2 separate regions of the Homo sapiens genome follow, and region 1 is linked to region 2. Evidence: chromatin loops called from intact Hi-C (ENCODE). Cell type or tissue: PC-9. All regions are shown on one strand. Each heading gives the region's core, and the rest is flanking DNA. Links, peaks and the distances in the headings are about the cores only. Region 1 overlaps GNB1L (G protein subunit beta 1 like). Region 2 overlaps TXNRD2 (thioredoxin reductase 2).

What was found. A loop is a pair of places that touch in the nucleus more often than their neighbours do. Peaks named below come from ENCODE experiments on the same cell type or tissue, not always from the same donor. Only the 100,000 strongest peaks of a DNase experiment are listed, where the experiment ranks them.
Region 1: a loop joins it to region 2, with 9 times the contacts of the local background. A loop is called at or near these places in 2 of 110 quality-filtered maps.

Annotation. Positions count from the first base shown.
Region 1 is chr22:19,800,509-19,811,899 of GRCh38, forward strand. It overlaps GNB1L (G protein subunit beta 1 like), which reads right to left. Exons shown (of 8, transcript NM_053004.3): 6 at 6,151-6,249; 7 at 1,493-1,708. Among named protein-coding and RNA genes, the nearest start is that of TBX1, 45 kb to the left of the region's middle. RefSeq lists silencers at 5,979-6,223, 11,057-11,232. In PC-9, for the core only: no CTCF peak of the experiment used is centred there; DNase peaks (open chromatin) are centred at 5,643 and 6,203; H3K4me3 peaks cover 542 bases; H3K27ac peaks cover 1,274 bases.
Region 2 is chr22:19,876,961-19,888,326 of GRCh38, forward strand. TXNRD2 (thioredoxin reductase 2) reads right to left here. Exons shown (of 18, transcript NM_006440.5): 12 at 6,365-6,501; 13 at 3,662-3,757; 14 at 3,219-3,311; 15 at 1,406-1,477; 16 at 1,130-1,227; 17 at 80-274. The coding sequence ends at 145. It also overlaps the pseudogene RPL8P5. Among named protein-coding and RNA genes, the nearest start is that of RTL10, 28 kb to the left of the region's middle. RefSeq lists enhancers at 428-1,229, 2,032-2,833, 2,834-3,635, 3,636-4,437, 4,438-5,239. In PC-9, for the core only: no CTCF peak of the experiment used is centred there; DNase peaks (open chromatin) are centred at 4,401 and 5,081; H3K27ac peaks cover 1,084 bases.

The sequences.
Region 1 (11,391 bases), core at 2,195-10,194, 74 kb before region 2:
ACCCAGCACCCAGAGTGGCTCTGCCTCCCAGCGCCCAGAGCAGCTCAGCTTCTAGCTGCTCAGAACGGGCATCATGATGATGACACATCCACCGACCACCCAGGCCTGCTAAGCCTTAGGAGACCCTTCCTCCCGGGGAGACATGAGAAGCTCTGCCGCTTACATCAGGGCCTTGTGCCCCCATCCCCAGGACAGCTGACGGATGGGTGAGGGATGGACACAGCTCTCCTGCAAGTCTACCATGTGCCTGCACAGGTTGGTGATGCCCACAGGGCACTGGGGCCGCTCACAGAACCCTGCCCCTCTGTGTATCCTAGTCTCACCAGGGCATGTCCTTCCGCAGCTCCACCATGTGCTTCAAAGACTCTGGTGGTGCCCACTCAGGGGTGGGCCTGACGGACCCGAGGTGAACCCTCCCCGCCCCACAGGGGCCAGGGCTGGGCAAGCGTGAGGCGCAGCAGGCTTGCTGGGGCTGCGGGCAAGTCTGCCCTGCCTGGGGGGCCCGAGGAATGCCCTCTCTGTGGCCTCCTGTCGTACAGACAGCCTGGACCACAGCCCTACAGAGAAGGGCAGCCCCGGGCCCTGTCCTTGGTGAGGCTGGGAGCTGTTGCTGCTTCTGCCAGTAGTCACCTCACGGGACATGCAGCTCCCCCTGGAGGCCCTTCACCCACTAGACTGGGCAATCTGACCACTCGCTGGCTATGGGTCTCAGGCTTCCAAGACTTCTGGTGAATGGGGGCTCCTTGTCCACCCCCCAGAAGCCAGGATGTACCCAGGCCACACCCAGCACCTCATCTCCCATGGTCTCTGCAGCCCCTGAGACTTGCACCAGAGTGAGACCTGGACAGGAGACTCCCCTTGCCCCCACCAGCCTGACCTGATCCCTCCCATCCCAAACAGGGCCACGTGTAGGCCAGGCCACCCTGGAGCCACAGGCCCAGACAGGGACACCACGGTGCCCCTCGAGCCATGCCAGCTAGGAGAGCCCAGGAGACACCATGGGAAGATCTTCAGCAACCGCCAGGTGGCCCTGAGGCTTCCCAGCCTTCCTGCTGGGCTTTCCTGCTGCCCGTGAGCAATGGCCTCCCTCGGGCCAGCTCCAGACCACCACGGGGGCTGCAGCTCCTCGCAGTTTTCCACACTGGTTTTTTTTTTTTTTTTTTGATTAATCAGTTCCTTACTGACCAAATTCCTCTGAGTTTTCACAAAGGGGTTTGAGTATTCCTGGACTCTGCGTGCCTTTCTCTAGATGGACAAGATGTGACGGCATGAACCCGAGGTCTGGGCGAAACCCAAACCATGTGAATGGTCTGCCAGCGCCCACGCCCCCTTCTTCCTGCGCCAGCCATGGACAGCCCCCCTGCACCCGCCTCCAAGTGATTAATTAGCCAGGGATCTGCAACAACTCCTCTTCATGCCTAAATATTGTTTCAGCCTATCAGACTGTTAGTGCAGAGCAGGATAAATGAGACCCGGGGCCTGGCGCACTGACCTGCAGGGCCTGCTGCCAGTCCAGGCTCCAGACAGCCAGCGCCTTCCCCGCGGAGCCTGAGATGCCCCTGGCCTTCTGGGAGTCAAAGTCAAGGTCCATGACGGGCTCCTCATGGCAGGCGATGCGGCTGCACACCTTCTGCTCAGAGACGTCCCACAGGACCACCGATCCATCCTCATAGCCGGCCAGAAGGAGTGGGCGGGAGCTGCAGTCGGCCTGCGGGGAACAGCAGAGCAGTCAGCTCCTGGAAGGACCCTGACTCCAGTGAGTTTCGGGGGAGAAGGGGCTCTGGAAATTCCTGCCCCTCCTGCTGGCTGGGGCTGTTTCCCATGTCTTCCACGTGGCTGCCACAGCTCAGAAGCTCTGCACCGCCAGTGCCCTCCCACACAGCCCCTGGATGGCTGATGCTGTCAGCATGGGACTGGCACGGCTGCCCTTAGGGCACCCCAAGGACATAGGGGTGGAGGGCAGAGAGCCAAGCCCAAGGCCTCCCACTGCTGTACCACTTCTCACCAGCCCTGCAACCTGCATGTGCCCACCCTGGGTTCTGCCCAAAGGGGTGATGCTGGGCACCCACCAGCCACTGTGAGTGCTGCCGACCCTCTCCACTTCTCCCATGCACAGGGACCTGTCCTCCTGCCTCCTTTCCCCAGGCCTAAGATGTGTGGCCACCACTTACTGGGGCTGGTCACCTGTCTAGAGCCGCCAGCCAGAAGAAACCGTGAGCTCCATCTCCATGAAAAATGAACTCTCTGTGCTTTGTCAAAGTGGCTGCCGAAGCCCCTGCCCCTGAAGCCTGGCGTGAGCCGCCCGAGCTCTTGTGATGAATGAGGGCGCGGGTCAGAGGGCTCCAAGCCCTGGGCAGACACCTCGTTTGTTAAGCCTCTGGAATAATTGCAGGAGGAGAGCACTGCAGGATTCCGCATCACCCTGGGGACACAGCCGTCAGTCCCCGGCACCAAGAATGACAGCCCAGAGAAACCTGGCATGGCTGAGCAAGGAGACCTGAGGGAGCCAGAAGGCACCAGGGCGTGTGCCTAACAAAGGGATGCTGAGTCCTCAGACACCACAAGGACCAGGGCTCGCTGCATCAGAAGGCTGGTGATGGGAACCGGGGTAGCCAGGCCCGGAGCCCGAGGCCAACTGCCCTGACCTGGAGGGGATGGCCATGCCAGGGACAGAAGGACACTCACTGTGCCCTGCAGGATGTGGGCATGTGAACCCGAGGCCAGAGCTGGTCCAGTGGTCCTCATACATGTCCCTGAAAAAGACTTGTAAAACCACTGGGTTCTAATAACAGAGTTCACACAGACAAAACTGAGAAGAGTGAGGCTCCAGGAGGAGGCGAGTGGCGGTCAGTGTGTCTTCTCCCGGGGCACCTCCTCCCAGGCCTCATCCCAAGTCATGCCCCGCTGCCAGAGTCCACATTGTCCCTGGGAGGCAGGGCTGCCCCAGGGCCCCGAGTGTACTCAGCCCCCTGCCCCTCCCTGCAGAAGTCCTGGCCACGCTCCTGCGTGTGCTGTTTTATCCCTGGGAGGAGTTCCATGTTGGCACCTTTCAGATCACCTGCTGGGAAATGAGGCGTGCAGGGACCCACAGTACTTTCCTTCCCAACATGGGCACCATGCCTTCTGCACAGAAGCTCCTTGCAGGCAGCCCTGGCTCCCTAGAAGGGCCTCCCCCTGGTAAGTGGTGCGTCTGAACTCACAGTGGGTGAGGGCCAGGCGAGAGCAGCGGGGAACACTCTGCATCCCAACCAGGAATGCAGGCCAACCCCAGAAGCTGACTCCAAAGACTCTCCTCATTGGACCCACTCCCCTCAGGCAGCGCTCTGTGGTGGCACCTGTTCCCAGCCTGTGCCACCCTCCTCCCCGGCACTTTCCTCCACTGCAGGAGCTGAGACTGCCTGGGGCTGCTCCCATCACCGATGTCCTTCTGGCAGTCTCAGAGCCTAGAGCCTGTGTGAAGCCACTGCCTCTGAATTCAGATGCCATGGCCAACGCAGGGACTGTGTGTGTGACTGACCCGCCTGTCGTGGTGCCACAGGGTGGCTGGAGCAGAAGCCAACCTGGCCTGGAGGGGCTTGCCCTGTGGTTGCCAGCCCCTGCTATGCCCCTGGTCCCTGCAGCCCCCTAGTGACAGATACCACAGGCCGGGCAGTCCTCTTGTGGCTGGAGCACTTCGGTGCCCACAGCCTTGATGCTGCCTGACCTCTGCAGGGGAGAGGATCTGAAGTCTCCTGGACCTGTTCTTCTCTGCCCCCTCCCTGCCCGCAGATGAGACCTGGAGGCCAGGCCTCATTCTGCACCCCTCCCATTGACTGGCACCCCCAGAGGGACACAGCAGGTCAGGGGCTGTGGGAAGCCCTCCATGCACCATACCCCAAGAAGCAGGGCAGGGCTGGCTGGAGTGGCCCCTGCCCTGAGGGCTATGCCAGTGACTGCCTCAGGCTTGACGTAGGTCCTGACCTTTTATATATTAATAGCAATTATTCTTATGTTGCAGGTCAGCTGCTTAGAGGAGCAAAATAAGAATATACTAAAAATTAAAAATTAAAAAATTTTTTAAATAAATAAAAATGTGATTGCCCCCCAAAAAAAGAAAACCCTCAATGTTTCAGAAAAAAAAAAAGCAAGTCAGGCCACTGTGCCACAATTGGATTGATAAATTATAACCTGACCCTCAGGCTTGGGGATGGAAAAGGGAACATGTGGAGTTAATGTCGGCTTTTCTTAGCGGAATGCTTCACGCTGGATCTCCATCACCAACAGAAACACGATTTGTCCTCTGTCAACTACATTAATTACCTTAACAAGTTTGTACATCCCTTTCTACGCATTTTTCTGTTGGAATTTTACATGATTGTGCAATGACCCACGTTTCCCAAGGGGTGGAACAGGAGCCGTGCAGACTCGGACACCCTTCCCCAGGACCTGGATGCCCTGCCCACTGCCTGCGGGGTTGCAGCCTTGGGGGGCGTTTTTCCTCCCAGCGGAGCCCATGTCAAGCCCTTGGAGGAGCCTTGTGTGGGCACATGGAGCCCAGTGACCCAGGCTCTGCTGCAGTCCCTGTGGCCCGGCTGTGAGCCTGCTGGCACCGAGTTTCATCATCTCAGGTGAGCCTCCCGGAAGCCACCCTGCCTCCTGTGAGGGCTTCTCCCCAAATGGCCACAGCCACAGAAGCAGCACTACAGGATCAGTCCACGGGAGACCCCAAATTCCAAGTGAACCTTCTCAGTCAAGAAACCACAGGGGGAAGCTGACTGCAGTAAGGGGCGCCCACTTTCTGGTCACGTGGAGAGAGAGAAAAGCTGGGGGCAGGGACTCTGGGGGTACCCATCCCGGTGGGCCTTGCAGGGCATGCAGATGCCCACAAACTGCACAGGCCCATCCGGTCTCGCTCTCATGAGGAGGTCAAAGAGGCAGCGAGCCAGAGTCACCTCCCGGTAAAGGCCCAGCCCAGGGCAGTTCTCAGAGCCAAACAGAAAAGGAGGGTGCCTGGGCCGGGCGCGGTGGCTCACGCCTGTAATCCCAGCACTTTGGGAGGCCGAAGCGGGCGGATCACGAGGTCAGGAGATGGAGACCATCCTGGCTGAGATGGTGAAACCCCGGCTCTACTAAAAATACAAAAAATTAGCCGGGCGTGGTGGCGGGCGCCTGTAGTCCCAGCTACTCAGGAGGCTGAGGCAGGAGAATGGCGTGAACCCAGGAAGCGGAGCTTGCAGTGAGCAGAGATCGCGCCACTGCACTCCAGCCTGGGTGACAGAGCGAGACTCCATCACAAAAAAAAAATAAATAAATAAAATAGAAAAGGAGGGTGCCTGGCATGACTTAGGGCCTGGGAAGAGTGCTGCTGGTGACCCCTTACCGTGGGCTTCCGAGGCAGCTCAGGGCTGAGGGGCTCTTTGCAAGTGAATGCACGGGATCACTTGCTCTGCAGCCCTGGACATGAGCGGCCCCGAGGAGGGCAGCTACACCTTGAGCCAGTGCTGGCCTGAAGGGTGATGAGGGAGGAGACTGGCCTCGAGGAAGCTGTGCTGCATGGAGGCAGCTGGCCCAGAAGAGTCCCTCCCAGCAACCCCGACCTGTGCCCCGGCTGATGCCTTCCAACCCTGTCTAACCACAAAGAACAGTTGAGAAGGAAGGAAATGTTCATGGATCAGAAATTCCAAATGTGGCCTCAGGGAATGTCATTGTGTTAAGTCCACTCCTGCCTCTAAGAGGCAAAGAAGTAATAAAAATCAATCCTAAGCAAAGCGGGGGCCGTGCAGGCTTGCTGCAGTTAGTCAGCGTGGCCTGCCCTGCCCTAAGCACGGCCCAAGTACTGAGGCGCTGGCAGACCCCACTGTCCCCTCCTCACCGCTCACTGGAGGGCACCACGAGCTGCGGGGTGAGCCCACCGGAGCTTGCAAAGGACGAGGACCTGCTGCCACTGCTGCTGGCTGAAGCCAGGCCTCTCCTGGGGCACTGACAGGAGGCCCCTTGCAGCAGCAGGAAGCAGAGGGCCGTGGGGACACTGAGGCAGCTGCACAGGTTCCCTGCGGCAGGGGGGTGGGGTGTTGCCTGAGTGGCTCGACGATAAATCAGATCCTGAATGGAGCATGACTCATGGCCGTGGGTGTGGCCGGCAGGGCGTGGCTGGTGCACGCGGGGCCTTACCTGCCACAGCCGCAGGCACATGGGCATGCCCAGCTTGGCATCTGCCTTCGGCTTCAGGGCGCACACTGACGTCTTGGAGGGCATCTCCAGAATCTGAACCTGACAGTAAGAAAACAAGTTGATTTGGGCCGTCGCCAAGTCGAGTCTGCGCTATACAAACAAGAGACTCTTAAGGCGATTAGCCCGGGCTGCTGTGAGTTTCTGTCTGCTCCCCTCCCCGTGGGCACCTGGGAGCCCAGGCTCCTAATTAGGCTGCATGGGCCCTTGCAAAACGCTCTCACTGTTCCCAGGTCACCGCCTGGCAGCTGCCCCAGCCTCTCCCGACGTTACCGTGCAGGCTGAGCAGGAGGCTGGTTCACTGGCCCCTGACAGAGCCCACCGATTCTCTCTCCTTCCTGGTGTAGGCTTTACATACGAACCAGTGTGAGTGATCTCAGGCATAGCCATGGTTCTAAGACTCGCCCAGGAGCACCTAGGGATTTGCCACCCACTTGAGAAATGAATGTGATGTGCGTCCTCTGAGGGCAGCTCCGGGAAACCTGGCTCCCCCACCTGGACGCCCCGGTGTCCCCTGTGCATCGAGGCTGCATTCCAGGTCCCCTGAACACAGGCCAGGGCCCCCCTACACCTGGGCTGGGAGATGTGCCATGCCGGCTTGTGGGGTGTAGGCTCGCTGGTCACACATCTCCTGAACAGCCAGGTCAGGGGATGGCCGAGGCCACAAGCAGCAGACTGCCAGGTGGTTCTGCTGGAATCCAGGTCCGCCTGCACCCTCTGCCCTCGCTCTGGGAACTGGGGAGGCTCAGCCAGCACTGAACTTCCCCAGGTACAAGCGAGAGCAGCTCACTGGCCCCTGACAGAGCCCACTGATTCTATCTCCTCTGTCTGCTTCTCCTTCCTGGTGCATGTTTTACATAGGAACCACTTGGAATGAGCTACCGATAACACAGCAATAATATCAATGCACAGCCACCTTGGACAGAGCCTGGCATACATGGGGCATCACCCACTTTACACACAAGGAGTCCAAGCCCCTGAGGCTGGGGGCTCTGAGTAGGCAGAACTCATACCAGTTGGTCCAGCGGTCTCTGGCCCCTCTATTCTCCTGAGCCAGGCAGAGGGATCGTGTCTTAGGGGCCTGTGCCTCTGTGGGTGAGAAGCTTGCTGCCCTCACTAACCCACACAGAATAGGCCCGGGACCCCAAGTCTGAATCCCAGATCTGCCACAGGCATGCTATGGGTGTGCTGAGGTCACCTCCGGGCAGGGCAGAGAGCTGGGCCCACAGCCCGGTCCTTCCAGCTACAGAGACCTGCTGAGGCGCCCACCTCCAGTACGCGGACCAGGGCCACGGCGCTTCTTGTGCAGGCTGCTCTTGCCAGGGGCCCCCACAGCAGCTCAGCCTCTGCCAGCAGGGCTTCTGCTCCACTCAGCACCAGGAGCTTAGCCTCTGACAGCAGGGCTTCTGCTCCACTCAGCACCAGGAGCTCAGCCTCCAACACAGGGCTTCAGCCCCACTCAGCCCCAGGGATGGCTCACAGATCTAGGCCCCACACAAACGCATGCACACACACATGCATGGGTAACATGTACACACCTGCACACACAAATAGAGCCTCCTGCCCATCAAGCCCAGAAACCAGGGGCCTCAGGGGGAGCCAACCATCTGACGAAAGGGGCCCCCGGGGAACAAACAGAGCAACATAATGAAGAGGGCAAAAAAGAACTCAGTAATGGGAGAGGTGATTACAGTCAGGAACCAAGAGGCTCAGTGATGGTGAGACCAGGCCTGCGAGCTCTGGGGAAGGTTGTCAAGCCTGAACTCCAAAGCCGGCCAAAATGGTAAGCAGGAGGGTAAAACAGAGGTCTCTGTGGACACCAAGGATTCCTTGCGGAAAAACCGCTCAAGGAGAAGCTCTAGCCACATGGAAATATAGGAACATTGATGTCCAAAAACCAAGACGAGGTGCCACTGAGCCTGGCACAGAAGAACGTGGAGAACCCAGGAGAAGCTGGGGCGGGCTTAGCCGTTCTTTGTCTTCTGCAAGTAACAGCAACTCCGGGACAGGGTTCCTCCTCTTAGGATCAGCATGGCCACTGAGTGAAGAGCTAGAGGCACCAGGGCGGCCTGCAAGGACCAGAGTTATAGCCCATGTGCCACCTCTGTGATCCCAGCTAAGGGAGCAGTGGCAAGCTGTCATTGGGTGTTGCCACCATTGTCCCTTTGCTGTTTTCAGGAAGGGTCTGTGAGAGCCACCGTCAGGGCTGTGGGGAGGGTCTGGGAGGGTGTAGACCACACTGCCTGGCTCACTCCCCACATTTCCAAATGATACGGGAGAGGGGCAGGGAAGTGCTAGGAAGGGAAGTCACCTGGCAAGGGCTCCACCCCCGGGCCTGTCCCTATAGACCTAGGTGAGGACAGGCACTCCTGCCTTCGCACCCAAATGCTGCATTTCCCAAGACCACCCTGGCTCACCACACCCCCATTCTGTGCCTTTAAAAACCCCCAAGACCATAGCAAGCAGAGACACAAGTGGCTGGACGTTGAGAGGACGTTGAGGGGAGCACGGTGGTGGAAGAGCACACCGACAGAGGCTGGCATGCTGGCAGGCCATCAACCAGCGAGCGGAATGAGGTGGAATCTGGCCGGGCAGTTGGAGGAGAGCCCAGGCCACCCAGCAGCCCAACTCCAGGGGAAAACCATCTCCCTTCTGGCTCCCTCATCTGCTGAGAGCTACTTCCACTCAATAAAACCTTGCACTCATTCTCCAAGCCCATGTGTGATCCAATTCTTCCAGTACACCAAGGCAAGAACCCCAGGATACTGAAAGCCTTCTGTCCTTGCAATAAGGCAAGGGTCTAATTGAGCTGACTAATACAAGCCACCTATGGACAGCTAAACTAAAAGAGCACCCTGTAACACACACTCACTGGGGCTTCAGCTGTAAACATTCACCCCTAGACACTGCTGTGGGGTCAAAGCCTCACAGCCTGCCTGTCTGTATGCTCCCCTAGAAGTTTGAGCAGTGGGACACCGAGGAAGCGAAACACACCTCCATTGCACGCCCCGGGAGGGGATAAGGGAACTTTTCCCATTTCACAACCTGTTTTCCCCATATTAAATTGAGAAGTTTTGTTTTGTTTTAAAGTCAGAGTCTCACTCTGTCACCCAGGCTGGTGCCATCACAGCTCACTGCAGCCTTGAACTCCTGAGCTCAAGTAACCCTCCCACCTCAGCCTCCCCAGTAGCTGGGACTACAGGTGTGCGGCCACCAGGCCCAGCTAACTTTTTGCAGAGATGGAGTCTCACTGTGTTGCCCAGGCTGGTCTCGAACTCCTGGGTTCCTCCTGCTTTGGCCTCCTGAGTAGCTGGGACTATGATTTCCTACTTTTTGCACTCCTCTGTGCCAGATTTCTTAAAATAAGATCTGTTCTTCTTGTCGCTATATCAGGAAGATGGGCTAGTTCCAGCAGTTAATGGGGTGGGGAGGTAGGGGACTTAAGCCAGGGGCAGGAGGAGCCGCCCTGAGCACACCTGTGCCTCTGTGGGGTGGGGAGGGCTGCGGAGGAGGCAGGCACTGGCTACACAGCCTACACGGCCATACACAGTCCCCAACCAAGGAAGGCCTGTCTCAATTTGGGCTCCAAAAGACCCCTCTGGGGACAGTGAGGGGACATCAAGGGCAAAGGACTTGAGCAGGCCAGTGAGGGCAGGGGCAAAAGATGGGGGGAGGAGGGGTGCGGTGAGGGCAGAACCCAGGGCAGCCCTGATGCCCCACTCTGGGCGCTGCAGGAGGGAGCGGGGGTGGCGGCGCCTTGAACCACATCCTGGGTGCAGGGGAGTGGTGAGCCCTGGGCCTGAGCACCAGAGGTACACACCACGTCTACCTGGGCTGGGTCCTCAGCCCGGGGCTGCCCCTGCCTGCGCCTGTACTTGGAGCCTCCTACAGACACCCATGAGCTTTCCGCCTGGCACCTGACTGCAACTTTTGTTTCCAGAAGGAAAAATGTTAGGTTTGGGCAAGTGTGGCCACCCAGCCGGCCGAGTGGGGTGGGAGTGCGGCTCCCTGGGCGTTGTCTGGGTGCAGGCCAGTGAGGCTTTCTCCCGCCCAGTCTGACAGATTCCAGGTGGGAATGTGGAAAGCAACTGTTTTCCCAGGATGTGAGAGGTCCCCAGACAGGCTGCCCCGGGAAAAGACAGATGCTGCCCCACAGGGAGAGCTGAAAGCTAGGAGGAGGGTTAGACAGCCTTGAGCACAGGGGACGTGTGGCAGGGGGCAGCGCAGGCTGACCGAGTGCTGGCTGGCGGCCTGGGGGTGGCCGAGACCAGCGCATGGAGCACAGCAGGCCAAGGGAAGAGCTGACTCAAACTCCTGCAGCATTCCTGTGGGTCTGTAGACCTTGGGTCCCGGGGGAGGAAGCACGCCCCTCTTTCTCACATAAATACAACTTGTAACAGGTTTTTGGCAGATTGGCAAGAAAAGTGTATGTAGCTCCTAATTGGTTATTTAAATGCAATGAACAAATAAATGCCTGTTCCTATCTCATTATTTCTGTACTGGATCTGCCTGAAGACAGAACGACTCTCCTTGGGCAGGGGCCAAGCCCAACTGTGCGTGGGGGCCGTCCTGCCCAGTACCAGCCCCAAAGACTGCCCGGGCACAGCGAATGGGGAGGACTCGGCAGTGGGCATGGACAGTAGCCCCCACGTGTGCGCCCCCTATTCCATGGTATGTCCTCCCCATGCCCCGCCCTCGGGCCACCATGCCCCACTCACCAGGTGGGACAGTCGCCACTCAAAGGCTCTTCTCTGATTTCCCTTCAGCTCCCCCAAGAGCTGAGCCTCCAGCCACACCCTCCTCCACTATGACACCCTCCCCGCACATCTTGGGCACCCCTCCCTTGGCAGACCCTGCCTCCTGTGCCACTGGGGGTGTGGATACCACTGTCCAGCTGGGCCAGTCCTGTGTTACCAACACCTCTGGTCATTCTGGCCTAAGCTCCACCTAACAGTGGCCTCCCTGCTTGGTGATCCCCCCACCCCCTGGGTGTTCCCTAGCTCACCTTTCCCCTGAGGACTGTGATCACCACCTTGTGCCTGCACCCACCCATCCCAGCCCTGGTTGTGTGCCCTGAGATACCACCCTCCCTGCTGCCCTGGGTCAGCCCTCCCCAGGCCTCCAACTTCACCAGGGACTTGGTCTCTCTCCCACCGCCTCCTGCCAGCTGCCCCGGAGCGTTCC
Region 2 (11,366 bases), core at 1-8,000:
TGGAGGGAGCCCATGGCCAGGGCTCCTGCACCCCTGCCACATGCCCTGTCCTCAAACAGAGCCAGCCCCACCTGCATACCTGGGTCTGGCCTCCGAGGAGCTGGCGGCGGGCGCACCGTGTGCCCTGGCCTGCAGGGATGGCGCTTACCCTCAGCAGCCTGTCACCGTGGGGTCCAGGCCTGAGCGCTTGGAGATGCGCAGCTTGACTACCTCCTCAGAGCATGTGGGATGGATACCCACGGTCCGCATCACCTGCGCATAGGAAGCCCCACACCTGCACATGGGGGATGGGGGAGGCAGGCGGGGTCAGCACAGGGAGGGGGGTCCACAGCATCCCACCCCCGGGAAGAGGAGGGCCTCAGAGGCTGCTGGTCTCCTCACTGTCCCCTGACCCCCAGCCAGCAGCCAGGACCCCTGCCCACACCCGTGGGTGCCATCCACCTCCCTCCCAGCAGATGCCTAGTGCTCGTCCAGCCCACCTCCCACCCAGCCACGCCCTGGCTTGCCCTGGCCTGGCTTCCTGCTGTTCCATCCTCCCCTGCTAGGCACAGTCCTGCCTTAGGCCTCTGCTCTCTGCTTTACCCACAGACAGCGCATCCTGGCCTCACCACACCACCACCTCCCAGGCCCCACATCCAGCCAGCCACCTCTCTCAGGCCATGCACAATGTCCCAACCTCCAACTACCCCTGTCAACCCACCCAGAGCCTTTGCCATGGCTTCCTTTGACCCCGGGACCCCGAAAACACACAGCCTGAGCCCAAGACCCAGGCAATGGCCCCAGCTCCAGAAGACACACAGCAGCCCTGGGGTGGCTCTCCAGGTACTGGCACTCTGCTCATGGTGGCGTGGTGCTTGGCCAGGTGGGCAAGGGCCCTAGCAGCGACCCGGGGCCACAGGGGACACCTCACCTGGCTCTGGCTGGCTCAACAGCGTCTGGCTGGGGCAGAACCGCCTCTTGTCCCCCTAAAACCCGCCCTGTCTGAGGGGCCTGAGGAATCTCTGCTGCAAACCCACGAAGGCCACATAAATGCCGCAAGAGTGGCAGCAGCTCTCCACTGTAGGACTGCCGGCACTCGAGGGATACCCAGCTGCACATCGCATCGCAGCCTGCATTCCTCGGGACTTACTTGATCCCCAGAGCAAATCCTTGAGTAACTTCGCCTGCGTTGGGGCCAAGGAAATGCAGGCCCAGCACCAGCTGTGGGGGCTCCCTCAGGCACACCATCTGAAAGCCGCACATCTCAGCCACCAGCCCAGGAGGGGGCTGGGTTGCGTCCACCCTGCATCCACCCTGCACCCTGCCTGGGAGGCATGGGTGGGGCCAGTCCTCGGGTGTTCACCCTGCCAGGCTCTTTGCCACCCTCCCTCTCATCCTCAGCACCCTGGGCCACAGGGATGCTCACCTTTACATAACACTGGGATGCATCTCGTCCAGCCACCGTGAACTCCAGTGGTTTATAATGGGCGTGATAGACCTGAGGACAGGATACCAACCCTGGATCAGTGCTGCGACAAACAAACCTCGTGGCACCTGCAGCTCCCACAGGCTGCATGGGCAAGGCAGGGTCATGGCGGGCAGGAACCATCCATCTGGCCTGAAGGTCTGGTCTGGGATGGGGATGAGGGCTTGGCTGGCCACGGGGTGTGTGCAGGCCCTCTCACGTGCAGGCAGCCAGTGGCTGGAGCCATGCTCTGCAGGACAGACCCTGTCCCACCCAGGCCTGGGACCCCCGTAAACCACAGCAGCAGAGCAGGCATCAGGCAATCCAAGCAGCCAGGCCAGGCACAGCAAACCTGGGTGGACGTAGCTCACCCACAACAAATGGTGGAGGCAAGAATGGGTGAGCAGGAGGCCACCTGGGCTCCCTCAGGCACCCTGGTGTTTGCTTGGCCCTCACTGGAGCAAGGCCGCTGTGGCCACACCGGAGCCGGAGCTGTTGGACAAAGGCTTTCAGCACCCCTGAAGGGCTCGACAGCGTGTCCGGGGCTGCGGCCAAGTAAAAAATGAGTGGGGCCCTCACATGTGCTGTACAGCCATTATTAATTAATGGAACTTCAGAGAATATTGTTCTAACTAAGACAGAATTGAAAAGAAAACAAACAGAGTATTTGGCCATTCAACATTGTGAAACATAAAACAACATTATAAAATGCCAGGAACATATGTCCCAGCACACTTGTGATGAATCAAACAAAAATAGCAAATAAAGTGCCTCGGGGAAGGCTGGCCTGTCAGGCCCGTCCTGTTGATGGAGAGTTCTGGGGTGCAGGGGGAAGGGGCCAGCCCTGGAGCCCAGTGTCTCATCCCCAAAGGCCGCAGGCCCCACCGCCCAGGCTGCAGGCTCCGGTTTCTCTGGGTGCCTGCAAGCTGCAGCGGCAGCAAGATGAAACCGCACCGAAGGCTTCCAGCTACCACGGCCCGGCAGGCTTCAGAGCCCCCGCATCCCTCCAGGCCACCCCGGAGCCACAGCCACCTGCCAGAGCAGACCCCCAAAGCAGGCTTGCTCGATGAAAACCCCTTTCCTCAAGGGTGAGTGCCTGAGCCTGGAAGAAGCTGGAAGAGGATGGGTATCAGGATGTGGTGGGGGGCGGGGGGCGGGGGGCTCTCGCCTGGGAGAAACCCTGGGCAGTCCAGGAAGACGAGGTGCAGGGTGGTGGGGGGGGTGGGGGTGGAAGCAGAGGTCGGAGGCCCCTGGGAGAAACTTTTCTGGGTAGAGTGAGATTCATGGCCCTGCAAGGTGGGGACAGCACAGAGGCATCTTCGGGGCCCTGGTGCTTTCAGGGACAAGCTGCTGTGTGCTGGAGTGGGGCCAGTGCTCAGCTGACCTCAGCAGGGGAGCGGGTGGCACCGTGGTGGTGACCCTGCTGGTGCTGGGCACCCCTGCAGCATGGCTGGGGTGGGGCTGGGGGCTTCTGGGCCACAGGGCTTCTCCTTGCCCTCAGAACAAGGCAGCCAAGGGCCTTCCCCTCACTGCTGTGACACATGGTGGCAGAGACCAGAGGCACCTAAGCCCAGTCACCCCAAGGCTGCCAAAGCCCAGGCACCCCCACTTCTGAGGCTGCCCCCAACGTGTCCCTTCCCGCTACACACAGCCACTGCTCAGGGCCCCTGGAAAGGAGAGACCTTGGCACCCTGCTCACAAGGCCTCCGCCCAGAGCATGGGGTGAGGTCGTGGAGTCGCCACTGTCCTCAGCTGTGCTGCTCCCAGGCCTCACCTCAACATGCTCCTGCCCGTGGCGAGCCACTGCCTCCTCCTCGGACAGCCCCACACAGCCATACTCCAGCGGGGTGAAGACGGTCGTGGGAACCTGAAAGCAGGTCTGGAGTCAGGGAGGGCCCTTGGGCCCCGAAAACCGAAGTTCCCCACTGCATGTGACACAAAGAGCAGCGATCACAGACCAGGACCAGATGCGCCCAGAGCAGGCTGCAAGCACAGTAGGCGACCCACCTGCCCACGCCTGCGCCACACTCTCAGAACTGAGCCACACACCCATGCATGCACACACACGTGTGTACAACACACCCACATAAGCGCACACACACGCATGCCCACATCTACATGCAGACACACAGCGCACAAAGGCCCCTCACCCCAGAAGAGCTAGCCTCGAACTCAGCCTGTCCTAGGCTGCACGTGGCGTCCTGCTAGAGAACTCACATTGTCGTAGTCCATCAGATCTGAGGACCCGCCGAAGAGCCGCTGCACCAGGAGCCTCCCGGCCATGATCGCTATGGGTGTCAGCTCAGGCCGCCCCTTGGGGAAGGCACAGGGGGGCCACGTCAGCACCATGTCCGGGGTTATATGCAGCCCCTATGCCATCACCCTTTGCCCTCCGAGTGGGCATCTCCCTTTAGAAAATCCCCAACACTGGCACCGAGCATGGTGACGTACAGCATTCCCCCTAGAGCTCGTCCTCCTGAGGGGCATCCCAAGGACCTAGGTAGGTTGCTCATTCTCCTGTTTGCTGCCCTCCACTCTGCCCTGGGAAAGGAGTCCGCTGCTGATGAGGCTGGCCGTGCCACCCTCACATGCTCAAGCCTTCTCTCCAAACCCCTTCTGCACATTGCTGACCTCGGAGGGCTGCCCCATGACCAAGCTCAAAAGAGCCCCTGCTACCGTTTTCATTCACTGGAATCCCCGGCTAAAAAGGGACCCCAAAGCGTTCCATGTGCTCCTGACGTGCAGCTTGATCTGCACGTCACAGTCCATAACAAATTCCAAATCAGAATGTCGCTGTGCTGGAGATCCCTCCGTCCCAGGGTGTGCCCAGCCTTGGGGGTTCCAGCACCGTCCTCTGGGATGGGCTGCCAATCACCATGGCAGCAGGAAATGCAGATGTTGTTTGGCATTCCAGAAATGCATAGAGATCCGTGGAGATAAACTCAGAGCGCAGCCTGCGCATTCCAGCAGGCCTGACTAACTACGGAAACATCCCGGCGGGCGGCGCACAGCACACAACATCTCATTAAACAATAGCCCCCGCCCCGCCCACAGGCTCTTCCCAGCCGCTCAAGGGACCACTGGTTGGGTGTTAACTCTTTGGACTATTCAGAACGACCTTTCTGACAGAGTGGATTTAATGTTTAAATAAAGAATGCCTTTGTGTGCGCCATGCATTTCTGGCAAAACGGTTTGAAATGTTCCAGTTTCCAACACAGGAGCCTGGGAGCTACACACTTGCAGAGGGAAAACTCAGATTCCCAGACAGAAGGGAGGCTTCCCGCTGTGCACAGAGATGCACATGGCACTGTCTCAGGGTGCAGCGCCCACAGGATTCAACAGACCCTGCAACCAGAGACCACTGCACCTACATGGTCCACAGGCAGAGGCTGCGCTTGCAGAAATCACTGAGCAGCTGAACCATCCAGCTAAGCAAGCTGGGGCTGCAGGGTGGCTGAGGCACATGGAGCCACATGCTCTGTCCACACAATCGGGTCGGCTAGATGGGCCCTACAGGACCCTGCAGGGTCTGCCTGGAGCCTCAGAGTGTGACCTTATTTGGAAATAAGATCTTTGCAGATACAATTAAGGTAAGGATGGAAATGAAGTCATCCTGGATTAGGGTGGACCCTAAGTCCAATTGCAGAGAAACTGTAAGAGGCAAATCAGGGCCCAGAGACACACCCAGGAGACTGTCACATGACGATGAGGCAGAGAGAGGAGTGATATAGCCACAACCCGAGGGACGCCTGGGGCATCCTACCCCAGAGGCTTCCGAGGGAGCCTGGCCCAGCTGACACTTTCTGACATGGAGTCTCGCTCTGTCACCCAGGCTGGAGTGCAGTGGCACAATCTTGGCTCACGGTAACCTCCGCCTTCCTCCTCCCGAGTTCAAATGATTCTCCTGCCTCAGCCTCCCGGGTAGCTGGGATTACAGATACGTGCCACCACGCCTGGCTAATTTTTGTATTTTTTTAGTAGAGACGGTTTCACCATGTTGGCTAGGCTGGTCTTGAACTCCTGACCTCAAGTAATCTGCCTGCCTCGGAGTCCCAAAGTGCTGGGATTACAAGCATGAGACACTGCACCCAGCCCCAGCTGACACTTTCATTTCAGACTACTGCCCCCCAAACGTGAGATAATCCATGTCTGTTGTTCTGGGCCACCCGTGTGTGGTGATTTGGTACCACAGCCCCAGGACGCAGACACTGACAGGTCTCGCTACAAAGAAGCTCTCAGCGACCCTCCAGAGCCACTTTCAGCAGCAGGTGCTGGACACATGCAGGACAGGCCGAGCACTCCTGAGGCTGCCAGGGTGCAGTATCCCAAGACTGACCACCACAGTCCCTTACTGGGGCCATGTGTAAGGAGGGCTCCAGAGCCCCCACCCAGGAAAGACTGGCACCGGTCTCCACTTCACAGCAGCAGCAGCAGCTGAGAGCAAAGGACCTGCCCCGGTGTGATGCCCAGAGAGGCAAGCCAGAGGATACTGAGGCGGGGAGGGCGGGGCCAGGTGGGCCCGAACTAGACCTGCCTCTCAACCCTGTGGGGACAGGACGGCCCCAAGGCCATGGTGGCATTTCTAAGCCTATGCCTCTAGCCTACCTGCCAGGGGTTGAGGCCTGCGTGCAGAGCTGACCCATGCCCCATTCCCAGCAGGCGTCTGCTGCTGGTGCTTGCAGCTGTCTTTAGACCATCCACACTCCCACCACAGAAAGGAAAGGAAAGGCAGAGAGCCGAGGCCCATGTCCAGGTTGCCCCAGAACTCCAGACAGGCTGGCCCTGGGGTTTGGCCCAGAGCCTCTGTCATCAGAGAAAGTGTCGTTTCTCTCCTACAGGACGGCAGCAGCCGGAGCCCAGCGAGCAGGGGTGGTGGAGCAGGCAGGGGCAGGGGCCCTGGTCCCGGGACGCATGCCGTACCTCCACCACGTCACCAATGGCGTAGATGTGGGGCACAGAGGTGGCTTCCCGGGAGTCCACCAGGATCTTCTGAGTGTCGGGGCTAGTATCTACCCCAGCCTTCTCCAAATTCAGACTTCTGGTGTCTGGGACTCGACCTGAAGGAAACAGAGAGGGGGCTGAAAGGTTATCTTCAGTGGCTTTGACCTAGAGCGGTTGTGTTTAAACTGTTTCTCAGAATGTCCACTTAGAGACCGGGTGCAGTGGCTCCTGCCTGTAATCCCAGCACTGTAGGAGGACGAGGTGGGCAAATCACCTGAGGTCATGAGTTCGAGACCAGGCTGGCCAACATGATGAAACCCTGTCTCAGCCAGGCGTGATGGCTCATGCCTATAATCCCAACACTTTGGGAGGCCGAGGCAAGTGGATCACCTGAGGTCTGGAGTTCAAAACCAGCCTGGCCAACATGGTGAAACCCCATCTCTACTAAAAATACAAAATTACCTAGGCGTAGTGGTGCACACCTATAGTCCCAGCTACTCGGGAGGTTGAATCGCTTGAACCCAGGAGGTGGAGGCTGCAGTGAGCTAAGATTGCACCATTGCGCTCCAGCCTGCGCAACAAGAGCAAAACTCTGTCTCAAAAAAAAAAAAAGAAAGAAAAGAAAAGAAAGAAACCCTGTCTCTATTAAAAATACAAAAATAGCTGGGTGTGGTGGCATGCACCCGTAATCCCAGCTACTTGGGAGGGTGAGGCATGAGAATTGCTTGAACCCGGGAGGTGTCGGTTGCAGTGAGCCAAGATCACACCACTGCACTTCAGCCTGGGCGACAGAGTGAGACTGTCTCAAGAAAAAAGAATGTCCACTTAGAACTGGCCAAATGTGAAGCACCAGCAGCGTAGAGGGGCTCCTGGCCTCTGCAGGAGGTGGCAGGCAGGTCTGAAACGGACACTGGTCAGATGACAGCCGGCACAGGAGACAAGGCAGGGGTGCCACCGGTGGAAACTGGAGTCGGCCTTAGACTGGTTCCTGGCACGCGGGAAAGGAAGAGGCACTTGCCAATGCTGGGGCTCCCTGACATCAAAGAGTGCTAAGCGCGGGACTCCAGAATCTTCCGCATGCCCAGGCCTCAGGCCCTGCTGCAGGGCCACCAGCACAGTGCCAGTGGCTCTGGTACTGACTTCATCCGGAGAAACCAGCCCTTCATGGGGAGCTGTTGGCACCTGGCCTGCCTGGCCTCCCTGCATCTGTCTGCAGCACCACAGCCTGATACCATTAGGCAGTGAGATCCATCAGCTCCCAGGCCTCAAGAGTCCAGAGGGGCCTCCTTCAAGGGACACCTGCTGGCTCCCAATGGCCTCCTCCCTATCTGGACAAGCTGAAGAGGAGCCAGCCACACCCTGGACTGTACCCCAACAATGCTCAAGTCCTGGGATCTGGCCCTCTGCCCAGGTAGGGCTTGAAGGTCTCTCCCCATTAGGAGAAAGCAAGCCCCCGTAACCCGCTAGTAGAGGGCCAGGTGAGCAGAGCTAGCAGCCGGGTCTCCCACCTGCTCTGTGCTGCAGCCCCTCGTGGCTGCCTGGCACACAGTCCCAGCCTAGAGACCTCAGGGCCAAGGGGAGCTGAGCTAAGGGGCAGTGTCCAAACTACACCGTGCCCATTCTAGGGGGCAGCTGGCTCAGCTGATCCTGCTCTTGGGTGCAAAGGCCAAGAGGGGCAGGGGATGGCCAGTCCAGGGGGTCAGCACAGCTGCCCCCTGCCAGTCTCCACACAGCCTGGGGCCCGGAGAGAGGGCACCGCATGGGCCTCTTCATAGCCGAACAGCCAGCAGAGGTCCCTTTCTCCCCTAACTCAGATGGGTGTGATTTTGCCAGGCCAGCGGATGGCCACAGCAGCTTTTCCCTCCCAACCCCAGGTGCTCTCGGCTCCCAGGGGCTCAGGATGATCCACCAATGGCGAAGGCAATTTTGCCTCAAAAGCATAGCTCCCCTGCTCATCGTGGCTGGGACAAACCAGCTGCTGGCCGGTATGCGGGTGGCGCCCACCTAAGCATCTGGAAGCTGAAGCTCCCGTGAGAGGGAACCCTTAAGTCTCCAGCTGCTGTCCCGGGGCAGGAGTCAAAACATACCAACTTGGCTAAGCCAGCTTGCGGGAGGCCGGCTCCAGCCTCTGTGCTCTGCTCAGCCGCAGGAATTGGGTGCCGGGAGGGCTGGCACCGGTCGGGGATCAGCCCAGACACAGGGGATGCCAGCCCACATCAGAGGAAGGAGCTGGGCCCCATGGGCAGGGCTGGGGCACGAAGGAGGGGCTGTGGTCCCTGCAGGCCGGGGGCTCACGCTCAGCCGTCTGGTCCCTCTCCAACCTGGTGTCCAGCCCACCAGGCCCAGCACTTCCTGGTGCCTGCTCCGTGCCGGAACAGAACATCTGACGCTGCACCCACACTCTCCTCTGCACGCTTGCCTGGCTGGTCCTGGGAAGCCAAGAGCACTCATCATGTTCCTCATGGTAACTATGGCACTATGGCAACTACAGACCTTGCAGGTGCTGACCAAACCCTGTCCCCAGGTCCCGAAGGAAATAAAGATAAATTTAAAAGTAGTCACAAGAGATAAAAGAGGCATGGAAATAGGTGGCCCATCCAAAGCCAGGACTCTTCCGCACATGCTCTGTGGATCACTCTGGGAAGTCGGTGGGAATGTAATGGAGCCACTAATGTGAAAGGCATGACAGCTGGACAGGCTGGATGGCCAGGGGAGAGTGGGCTGCGCGGCACAGACACGCCTGGCCCTGCAGGGACTCCACAGCCCTTCGGGAATGAACAGCAAAAGAAGAGTGAGTGGCCTGTGGCAGGCAGCAGGCTCAGCCCTGAGGAGGGCAGCCGAGGGCACAGTGGGGTTAGAAGCTGGGCTGGTGGGACGTGGCTGGGAGTGGGTGCAGGGAAGAGGCCAGCTCCACTTGGGTGGGGCCACGTCCCTAGCCGTGGCCAGCCCTGATGGCAGGACACCAGGCCCTGAGCCCCACTATGGGTCTTGCTGAGCAAAGGACTGGGCAGTGGCCAGAGAAGGGCCAGATCTCCCTGCTGGTGCTGGACAGCCAATCAGGCGTCCTAGGCCCTACTGGCTCAGGCCTGGAGCCCTGCAGGAGGTTGGACGACTTGTGCCAAGGTGGGGACCCACTGGGGCCCGAATGCTGTGAGCAGCAGGATGCAGGTGGCTGTGCCCAGTCAGCTCCCCACCATTTCCCTCCTATGCCAGGATAAAGCAGTTGTGCCTGGTCAGCTCCCGACCATTTCCCTCCTATGCCAGGATAAATGTGCACTATTCAGGCCATTTAGGGAAAGAAGGGTGCCTGCACCGGTGTCTTTCGCCCTGCATGTTGTGCTCAGAGCTTTCCCAGCTGTGCCTGTGGCCCACTGCAGGCCTCCCCATGGGGCGGCTCTGTGCTCCCTGCAGCTCCGTCCTCGAAGCCTTGGCTCTGGAGTGCCCAGTGCAGCATTTGCCAAGTGCTGCTGAATGGCCCCTCCTGGGGTAGGACAGGCACTCTCAAGGCTCTGCTTCCTAGACACCACCAGGATGGAGACCTGGGGCACCAGCTTGCCATGTGTCAGTTGAGTTCCTGGGGCAGACCCTCAAAGGAAGGGCGGCCAGCTGAGTGGGGGCTTCTGGGCGCAGGGCAGTCCTTAGACTCTGTTCCTTCCTGGGGCAGGCGGCGCACAGCACTCTCTGTCATGCTGCTTTAATTTGCACTTCTTTGATGACTAGTAAGATGAAGTAATTTTTGGCCACGTGTTTATGAACTGTATTTCCTCTTTTGTAAATTACCAGTTCCTGCCTTTTCTCATCCATTTATAGGCATCTTCACCATGTTCCTTCTTTGTAAGAGCTTATTACGTAATGGATACATGACACTCTGGCATATTTTCTGCAAACGACAAGGGCATTAAAATTCCAGGTACAGCTCTTCAGGCTGTATTCATGAGCAGTCGTGGGCCACGGGATTCGTGGGCAGAGGAAGGGCACCAGCTCTGTGTTCCTTGTGCACATGAAGCAGGAGGGCTCATAGGCCTGCATGCTGTGGACTTAGCTGAGCGGCACAGCTACATCAAGGGCACCTTGAAGGACATGCCCCTGCTGAGATGGTCTCCAGGATCCACACCAGTTTAAGCAGCAGACAGAGCTGTCCATCACCACCAAGGGCCTCCACACGGGCCAATTTCTGTTTGTGTACTGTAGCAAGAGGGCCCAGCTGGACGTCGGCAGCGTCCTCCCTGCAGGCACCACACCTGTACCATCAAGCGCTGCCTGGAGGAGAGGCTGAGACTGGAACTTGTTAGCCTGGGCCTTTGAGAACTACACCGCAGTCACCTCCCCTAGCCCGGAAACCAGGAAGACTTACATGAAGCTGCCCTCCAAGAGGATCATCTCAGCCAACAGAGCTGTGGTCAATGTGGGAGCCAGAGGTGGCCGAACTGACCAGCCATCCTGAAGGCAGGCCATGCCCACTACATATAAGGCAAAGAAGAGCTGCTGACCATGGTGCAGAGTATGGCCGCAAGCCCCAAGGAACGTCCCTTCAGAGATGGCAACCACTGGCACGTTGGCGAACCTGCCACTGCAGAGATGTCTCTGCTGGTAGCAAAGTGGGTCTCATTGCTGCCCACTGGACTTGGTTCAGAATTGGGGCTGATGGGCCCAACAAAGTTTGTCCTTCTGCCAAAAAAATAGTAATTCCAGGTACAAATGGACGTGCTCACTTCCTATGTATATGTGTGGCTGGCCCACAACACTGACACTCAGGAAGCACTGGGCTGAGCATCTCTGCAGCCCGGAGCTGCCTCCAGCCCCAGGCCCAGCAGTGCAGCACCCCTGACGCAGGACAGCCCATCTCCATGTGTGGCCAGTGCTAGGAACAGCCGTGCAGGGCAGCCCTCCTCTGATCACAATGAGAGCCCCACCAGCTGCTGTCAATGGCCCAGGAGATGGAGGGCAGCCACCATGCTTGTCCAGCCAGCCTGGCCCCAAG